Linked DNA regions of Mus musculus: all the other regions are linked to region 1. Evidence: chromatin loops called from intact Hi-C (ENCODE). Cell type or tissue: left cerebral cortex. All regions are shown on one strand.

Evidence for each region. Hi-C counts contacts between places; a loop is a spot of excess contacts. Peaks named below come from ENCODE experiments on the same cell type or tissue, not always from the same donor. Only the 100,000 strongest peaks of a DNase experiment are listed, where the experiment ranks them.
Region 2: a loop joins it to region 1, with 2.3 times the contacts of the local background. A loop is called at or near these places in 25 of 42 quality-filtered maps.
Region 3: it touches region 1 in a loop (2.6-fold over the local background); 25 of 42 quality-filtered maps call a loop at or near these places.

Annotation. Positions count from the first base shown.
Region 1 is chr16:22,952,307-22,954,806 of GRCm38, forward strand. Hrg (histidine-rich glycoprotein) reads left to right here. Exons shown (of 7, transcript NM_053176.2): 2 at 1,353-1,463; 3 at 2,140-2,230. Among named protein-coding and RNA genes, the nearest start is that of Hrg, 2.5 kb to the left of the region's middle. In left cerebral cortex, a CTCF peak has its summit at 983 (motif pointing left); no DNase peak of the experiment used is centred here.
Region 2 is chr16:22,881,537-22,884,036 of GRCm38, forward strand. The region is part of intron 3 of Gm30505 (predicted gene, 30505); the gene reads right to left. Among named protein-coding and RNA genes, the nearest start is that of Ahsg, 9.2 kb to the right of the region's middle. In left cerebral cortex, no CTCF peak of the experiment used is centred here; no DNase peak of the experiment used is centred here.
Region 3 is chr16:22,875,726-22,878,225 of GRCm38, forward strand. It overlaps Gm30505 (predicted gene, 30505), which reads right to left. Exons shown (of 4, transcript NR_110508.1): 4 at 1-813. It also overlaps a transcript of Dnajb11 not described here. Among named protein-coding and RNA genes, the nearest start is that of Ahsg, 15 kb to the right of the region's middle. In left cerebral cortex, a CTCF peak has its summit at 1,125 (motif pointing right); DNase peaks (open chromatin) are centred at 1,120 and 2,052.

The DNA of each region.
Region 1 (2,500 bases):
GAGGAGGGGGCACAATGGGACTGAGGAGACAGAGGCAGGTGATAGGGATATGAACTAAGAAGCTGTTCACGTATCCAGGAATGCGGAAATGAGGACCAGACCGAGGCAGTGGCCAAACTATGGACTAGATAAGACATGAGAGACGTTTCAAGGAAGGACCACTTAGCCTTGTTTATGATTGGTTAAAGGAAAAAAAACCTGATAATCGCAAGATGTATTTATATTTTTTTCTTGCTTGTTTGTTCTGCTGCTGCTGTTGCTGCTGCTGCTAACTCAGGCTGGTCTTGAACTCTTGATCTCCTCCTGAGCTTTGAACTCTGAGGTGTGAGCCCCATGCAGATTTACTTTGTATAGCCAGAAACAACCCCCCCCCACACACACACACAATAATTAGTAAAGCCACCGAGAACAAGGGAACCCCAGAGAGATCAAGAGAATAGGTTTATCTTCAGATAAGATTAAGGAAAGCCAGTTCAGGAACAGAGATTAGGACGAGTACAGACCAGAGGAGGTGGTGGCTATTGTCACCTTTAACTCTGGGTTGGCACTTTCAACACAACCCCCCCCCCCCCAAAAAATAGACCATTTAGTGGCAGCTTTTTAAAGGTGAAAGAAGAAACCTCTGGATCTACAGTAGTGTATGCCTGTAATCTCAGCATGTGGGCCTGTGAAGCAGAAACATCAGTTCAAAGCCAGACTGGGTTCTTACATTCTGGGATCCTGTTCTTTAAAAAGAGAGAGAATGAACAAGGGATAGAGAAATAGAAAGGGGAAGGAAGAAGAGAGAAAGAAAGGTAAGGGGGCAGGAAAAAGGGGAGTGGAGGAGAATTGAGGGAAAGAAAGGAAAGGGAAAGGAAGATATTGCTTTTATTAAAACAAAAACAGGGCCGGAAAATGGTTCAGAGGTTAAGAGCACTGACTGCTCTTCCTGGGGTCCTAAGTTCAATTCCTAACTATTTGTAACGAGATCTGGCGCCCTCTTCTGACATGCAGGCATATATGCAGACAGAACAGTATACATAATAAATAAACGCATCTTTAACAACAACAACAACAACAACAACAACAACAAGGGACTGGAGAGGTAGCTCAGCAGTTAAGAGCATTGGCTGCTCTTCCAGAGGACCCAGGTTCAATTTCCAGCACCCACATGGCAGCTCACAGCTGTCTACAACTCCAGTTCCAGGGGATCTAACATCCTCACACAGATGAACACCAATGGACACAAAATAAGAATAAATAAATCATTTTTTAAAAAATGAACAACAACAACAACAAAAACCCATAAACCAAAACAAAAAATCTCTGTGTTCCTGCATCCTCCTGATCTGTCCCTTCCTTGTGTCCCTTAGGGAACGGCCACAGTCTACTACTTAGCTTTAGATGTGATAGAGTCTGACTGTTGGGTCCTTTCCACAAAAGCCCAGGATGACTGTCTTCCATCGAGGTGGCAATCTGAAATAGTAAGTAACTGGGACCACTGGGCTCCTCTCACCATTCTTCCTTCTAGTCCGCTCACTCACGGGAGCCACCGCCACATGCTGGGCTACCACAATGGGAAAAGATGCTGGTGATTTAAGATTCACACAGATGATATTAACTTTCAATTGTACTCTTGTGGCCGCCTGAGATAACATCACCAGCTTCAAGTCTTAGGCAAATCAGCAAACATCTTTAGACTTCAGTATATGGACTCCAGTGTTGTTTCCAGACCACACAGCCTATGCATTTATGAACTGGGATTGTGTGCTGCGAAGACTGCCGGTAGCAGTGATGGCCACCGTTGCAGTGAGGAACTAGGTCTCATCTTGTGTATACTGGATACTGAGGCCAGTCTCCCTGTCGTAAGTGAGAGTGCAAAGGAATGAGCAGACACAGGATGCCAAGTCCTGAAGTGAGAGGTTTACACACTGAGGGGCTCTATCTAGTCCTGCCTTCTTTGAAAACATTTGGGGTATTGTCACAGTCCACTTAAACAGGTGTTCTCATGAGGGTTTGGGGTGCCAGTGGTGTGCAGCTCACAGTCTGAGAGAAGACTGATGGAGAAACCCCCAAACACACGTTATGAGAGATGGTGGCTGTGTTTCCTCAAAGTCAAACTGGGGTTCCATAAGGGCTTAAAATCCTCTTCTTTTACAGGTGATTGGACAATGTAAGGTAATAGCCACAAGATACTCAAATGAGTCTCAAGATCTTAGCGTGAATGGCTATAACTGCACCACAAGTTCTGGTAAGGTCATCTGCTGAATTGCATAGAACTCAGCCATACCGTGGTATCCATTCTGTAACAGCGTTATGGAATAGGAGAGGGTGCCTGTCCTTGTGTTGTCCATTAATTAGTACGAGTCTCCTGACATTAGACAGAGCACAGCTCCTTGCCTCTGGCATACCTCACTTAAAGAGAATTACTGTATAGATGTGGAAATTAATTGCAGAGACTTAGTTCTGAGGTTAGGCCGGCTTGAGCTTGAAGCCGAACCTCATTATTTACCCGTTCTTT
Region 2 (2,500 bases), 71 kb before region 1:
CACGGATAACAAGCTGATTGTGGACTTGCATCCCATTGCATCACAGAGTAAATTAGCCTTGAACTGTTGGTTTTGGACTGTCTACAAGAGATAACGCAGTCACCCACTTGTTTTGTGTAGTTTCTGGGTTTCAATGTCCTCGACAACCATTTCCTGTCCCCTCTGAGACGTGGTGTTCCCAAACTTCTTTAGCTAAATACTATCTATGTAAGAGTTATCTCATGACACAGGGACCATGTGAGTACTGTGCTCCTCCCCCCCCAACCCCCCAAGAAATTGAATTGGTGTCCCTTGTTGCTGGGCATTGCTGTCTGACCCTGCAGAGAGGTGTCCACCTCTGACTCTGTGTCCTCCTTCAAGATACTTATGCCTAAGTTTAGACACTACCCCCTCCCTGTGGGTATCACTGCTTATCCCAGGATGCCACTCAATGGATGCCACTGTCTGCGCCGAGGGATGGCTGTCTGATACTGGCGATCTCTGCTAGGCTTTTGGGACTACTCCCTTCTCTAATCAGTCAAAGCATTCAAACCCCTGAGAACTACTGCCTGATTCTTGACAACAGGATTCTGCTGGGATACCTGCTTCCTCTCTTCAAAGTACCTCGGCCTACCTCTGCACATTGCAGCTGTCTCCTGCCAACAGGGTACTGTTGCCTGCCATGGATATCACATTCTCTTGAGGAACACTTTCTGCTTGAGGGTCCTGCTGCCTGCAGTGAATACCACTGCTTGGCTGTGGCACTGTTGCCTATAACTGGGTACTAACCCACTTCAGGGCACAGCTGCCTGCCTCTGGACACTACTGCTCAGTGCTGGACAGCCACTGCATGTCGCAGGGCATGCTGCCTACCCTGAGCCCTTCTGGCTTTTGCCCTAGGCATCATCCTGACTCTTTGCTTGCTCCTGTCCCTGCTGAGGTCCTGAATACCAGGACCATGCAGCATTATAAAAATTGTAGGATAGTGCCTTTGTTTTCCTTTGTCCCAAGATTGTGGTGAACATCAAAATAAAGGTGTTTGGACTTCTGAAGTCCCCTTCAGTTCTTATAACAGAACTCAAATATTTATATCAGGAGACAAATCCAAGTGACAGGCACTGTGATGTTTCTTCCAGTTGATCATAGGGGCTCCTGAACCAAGCTAAGCCTTTTGGTCTAGGCTCTATCTAAAAAACAAACAAAAAAAAAAAACAAAAAAACAAAACAAACAAACAAAAAAAAAACGTGTTCTCCCCAAAAAGAGCCTCCTGGAGATGTAGATGAGAGTTCTACATTCGGATTCACAGGCACTGGGCCTGGCTGGGGCTCCTGAAACCTCAAAGCCCCCCACCTTCATCCCTGTGACACACCTCCTCCAACAAGGCCACACCTACTCCAACAAAACCACACCTTCCAACCCCTCCCAAGTAGTGCCACTCCCTGATAACCAAGAATACAAACTTATGAATCTATGAATGGGAACCATTCTCATTCAAGCCACCATAGCCCCTCATCCTTCCGTCTGTTCCACCAGTCCCCAGAAAAGCAGCCATGCTGCCCGGGGTGAGTGTGACATACATTACATTGTCATGTACTATTTGGAAGCAGGGCTGCACCCCCTCCCATTTCAGACCCAAACATGTTTATCTCAAAATGTTTATCTCAACACTCCTTATCTGGGGTGGGAGGGGGGGAGGTAGGCTGGTCCTCTTATTTCCTATAACAGAGAAGAAAATACAGCAAAATAGCTGTGCCCTTGAGAACTACTTCCAACAGAGGTTACTATTGTTTATCCCCTGATTGGAAAGCACCTGGAGCAGGTAAGAGCTTAGAAACCACAAGTTCAGCCACAGGAAGCTAGCCCATGGAGAGAAAGCTCAACCAGGAAGCCTGGAAGCCTCTCTGAGCTTGCCCAGTTGGTTTCTGCTGGATGCACCCAGTGATGATGTTGTCTCTACTTGTGGCTGTCTGTGCTTTTACTTGGAAGTATTGTACAGGAGAGGATGTTCTGCCTGGGACCCTCTAGCCATCAAAAGCTCCGGCTGCCTGTTTTAGTTTCCCGGGGCTTCCCCAGTCAGTTTCTGCTGATGGTGTGTGGTTGTCTGATCGGATGCTCAGCTTTCTCTTGGCTGCTCACAGTTTTCTTCTTTGAAACCTGCTTGCTGTGTAGTTAAACTCACTCATATGAAAGTGAAAATGTGACTACCGTGGATCACTGGCTACTGAGAACAGACAAGGTGGAGACACAAGGGTTTAGAAAACATCTAACAATCTCTGCCACTGCCTCTGTAGGAGGAAAAGCTCAAATATTGACGAGTCAGGAGACAAAATTTGTTGAAAAAGTGAAATAAAGTGAAAATGCATGTCAAATAGAAAGCACAAAACTCAAAGGGCACAGTCATTTCTAGTACTAACCAGAAATTTTGGTGCTTAATAGGAAACAGCACTTAAAATGCAAATATTAGGATAGAGGTATTGAAAATAGAGATTGTGAGATTTTTCTAAAGAAAGATGACTTGCC
Region 3 (2,500 bases), 77 kb before region 1:
GCGCTTTGCCAGTTGATCTATATCCCCTGCTTCTTTACACTGGATTGTGAAGATTTAACTGTAAGATGTAAAAATCTCGGTTCTTACATTATATGACAATAATACTATTTTATGTCGGGTAAAGTACAGTTTTACAAAGAGAATATACTATTAGAATTCACCTAAGATTATTTTAAAACTTTTCAAAATGTGACTACTAAATTTGCTAAAGCACATTTGCAGTTCACAGTGTGTTTCTGTAGACAGTGGGTCTAGACCCAGGCTGCCTCGGTCAACACGGGAGAAAAGAGCTGTAATTAGTGTCTCTCATTCCAGGCAGATACACTGTGTTAGTCCTTCCACTGGGCAACCTTGTCTCTGCCCCTGCACTGTAATCTGAACACTGTGTTTGCTGAGGCAGATTTTCATCCTAAACTGAACAAGTTGCTGCCAAAGAACTGAAACCAAGTCATGGATTTTGTCATGAAATTCTCCAGATTGACAAGCCAGTTCCACCCAGCCCTGTCAGTCATGCCCTCAGGGGTGTGTGGAGAGGTTCATTTAGATCCAGTTACCCTGTGACACGGTGACAGGAGAAGCTGCTTCCCCTCAGGGAGCCTTGGGGTTAGAACTTCATGTTTCCGATGATGGGACAGCCCCCTCTTCACAGTGTCTCCTTCCCAACATGCTTTGCCGAAAGCCATACTACCCGGAGCACACTGCATCTTGTCCGTAGACATGCTTTGCTTTCAAACATTGCTGCTGTCTCATCCATCACCGCTTCCCCAAGAGTCCTCCTTTCTGGTATTCATTCTGTCTGGGGAGTTTCTAACACTGTTTTGACAGAAGACGAAAGAAAGTAAGTTGGGAATTTTTCATGCCACAGTGGGAAATTATACATCCAAACTCACATTCAGTATGTCCACTTTCCAGTTTTATCACAGTGCCTCTCCATTGTAGGTGGTTTTAACAATGCCCACCTCCTAGATATTTATTCAACAGTTAGACATTGGCAACTGGAGTACCTTTCTTAGGATAAACAAAAAGAAGTAACTTTGTATCTCTGTTTATAAAGGTTTGGGAGGTTTAGTTTTGGGCATCCCCTCCATTTCTTTCCACTGCAGTAAACAACTTTGTCCCCAGGTGGCGCTAAAATAATGGCATGAACTCTAAAATCAGCCCTGCAGTTACAGATAATTTTTAAAAGCCATATTCTGATGGTTGCCAATAAAAATCAAGTTATTTTGTAAAACGAATAACAGTCAAAGTGCAAAGTCAAATAAATAATGCCCCTTAACTGCACCTACTCTTCCCTTAGCCTGGTATGCTAATGTAGAGAGGGCAAATTCCAGGAGGGCAGGCTTGGGTTTGTTGTTGTTGTTACATTTATTTATATATTTCTGTGTTTGTACACTGTGTGCATGTATGGGTACCATGGTACATGTGGGGAAGTCATAGGACAACCTATTGGAGTCTGTTCTCTTCTTCCACAGTGTGGGTCCCAGGGATCTAGCCCAGGTCGTAAGACCTTTCACTTACTGAGCCATCTTGCTGGCTGGCCCAACATAGGCTGAGTTTGTATTTGGAGCTTGATTCTACCAAATATGAAAACAATAGGGCTGGAGAGATGGCTCAATGGTTAAGAGCACTGATTGCTCTTCCGAAGGTCCTGAGTTCAAATCCTAGTGACCACATGGTGGCTCACACCCATCCGTAATGAGATCCAATGCCCTCTTCTGATGTGTCTTAAGACAACTGCAGTGTACTTACATATAATAAATAAATAAATCTTTTAAAAAATATATATCAAAGACAACTTCTGAGACAGAGATGGATGCCAGGCCTGGGGACCACTGCCAAGTGCTGGATTGTGTAAACAAGAACAAAACTATTAAAGTGTTGGCTTCACCTTTGAGCTGCATCGTTAAACTGGGAGAACAGGGAAGTGTAGACAAGTTTTCTGTAGTAAAGTATTTGAAGATCCATCCTGGGGTATTCCTGGAAGGCATGTGGTTGGATTCCTACTTTGCTAATTATGGTGGCATCTGCTGAGATAAGTGAACGGGTCAGCCGACATGGAAGGCAGAATCCGCTGGCACAAAGGGGCTGTGTTCGGATCCGCTATTTCTATTGGCACCGAGTATCTCAGGAAGAGAGCTTTCGTGCCAAATGCCTGCTGTGTGGGAAGCCCTGGGGCTCTCATAACTCTTGCCAGTTTGAAGAGCTAAGGGAAAGCCAGAGCACATTGATGCTAACCAGGGAAGCTGGCTACATGAAACATGATGTTTCAGAGCAGGGAAGCAACATCAGTGAGGAGGCATGGCTTGACCACCCATCCGTCATCACCTGAACTGATGACACCGGCAAGCTTGTCCCACAAGTGTGATCAGAGTAGATAACAAGCTACCCAAATAAATAAAGGGTCTAACATCATGGGTAGTACAAAACACTGTAAGGCCTCCCATTATAATAAACTAAACCCCCCAGGGGTTTGTGGTTCCGTAAGGGAATGTTGAGTCTG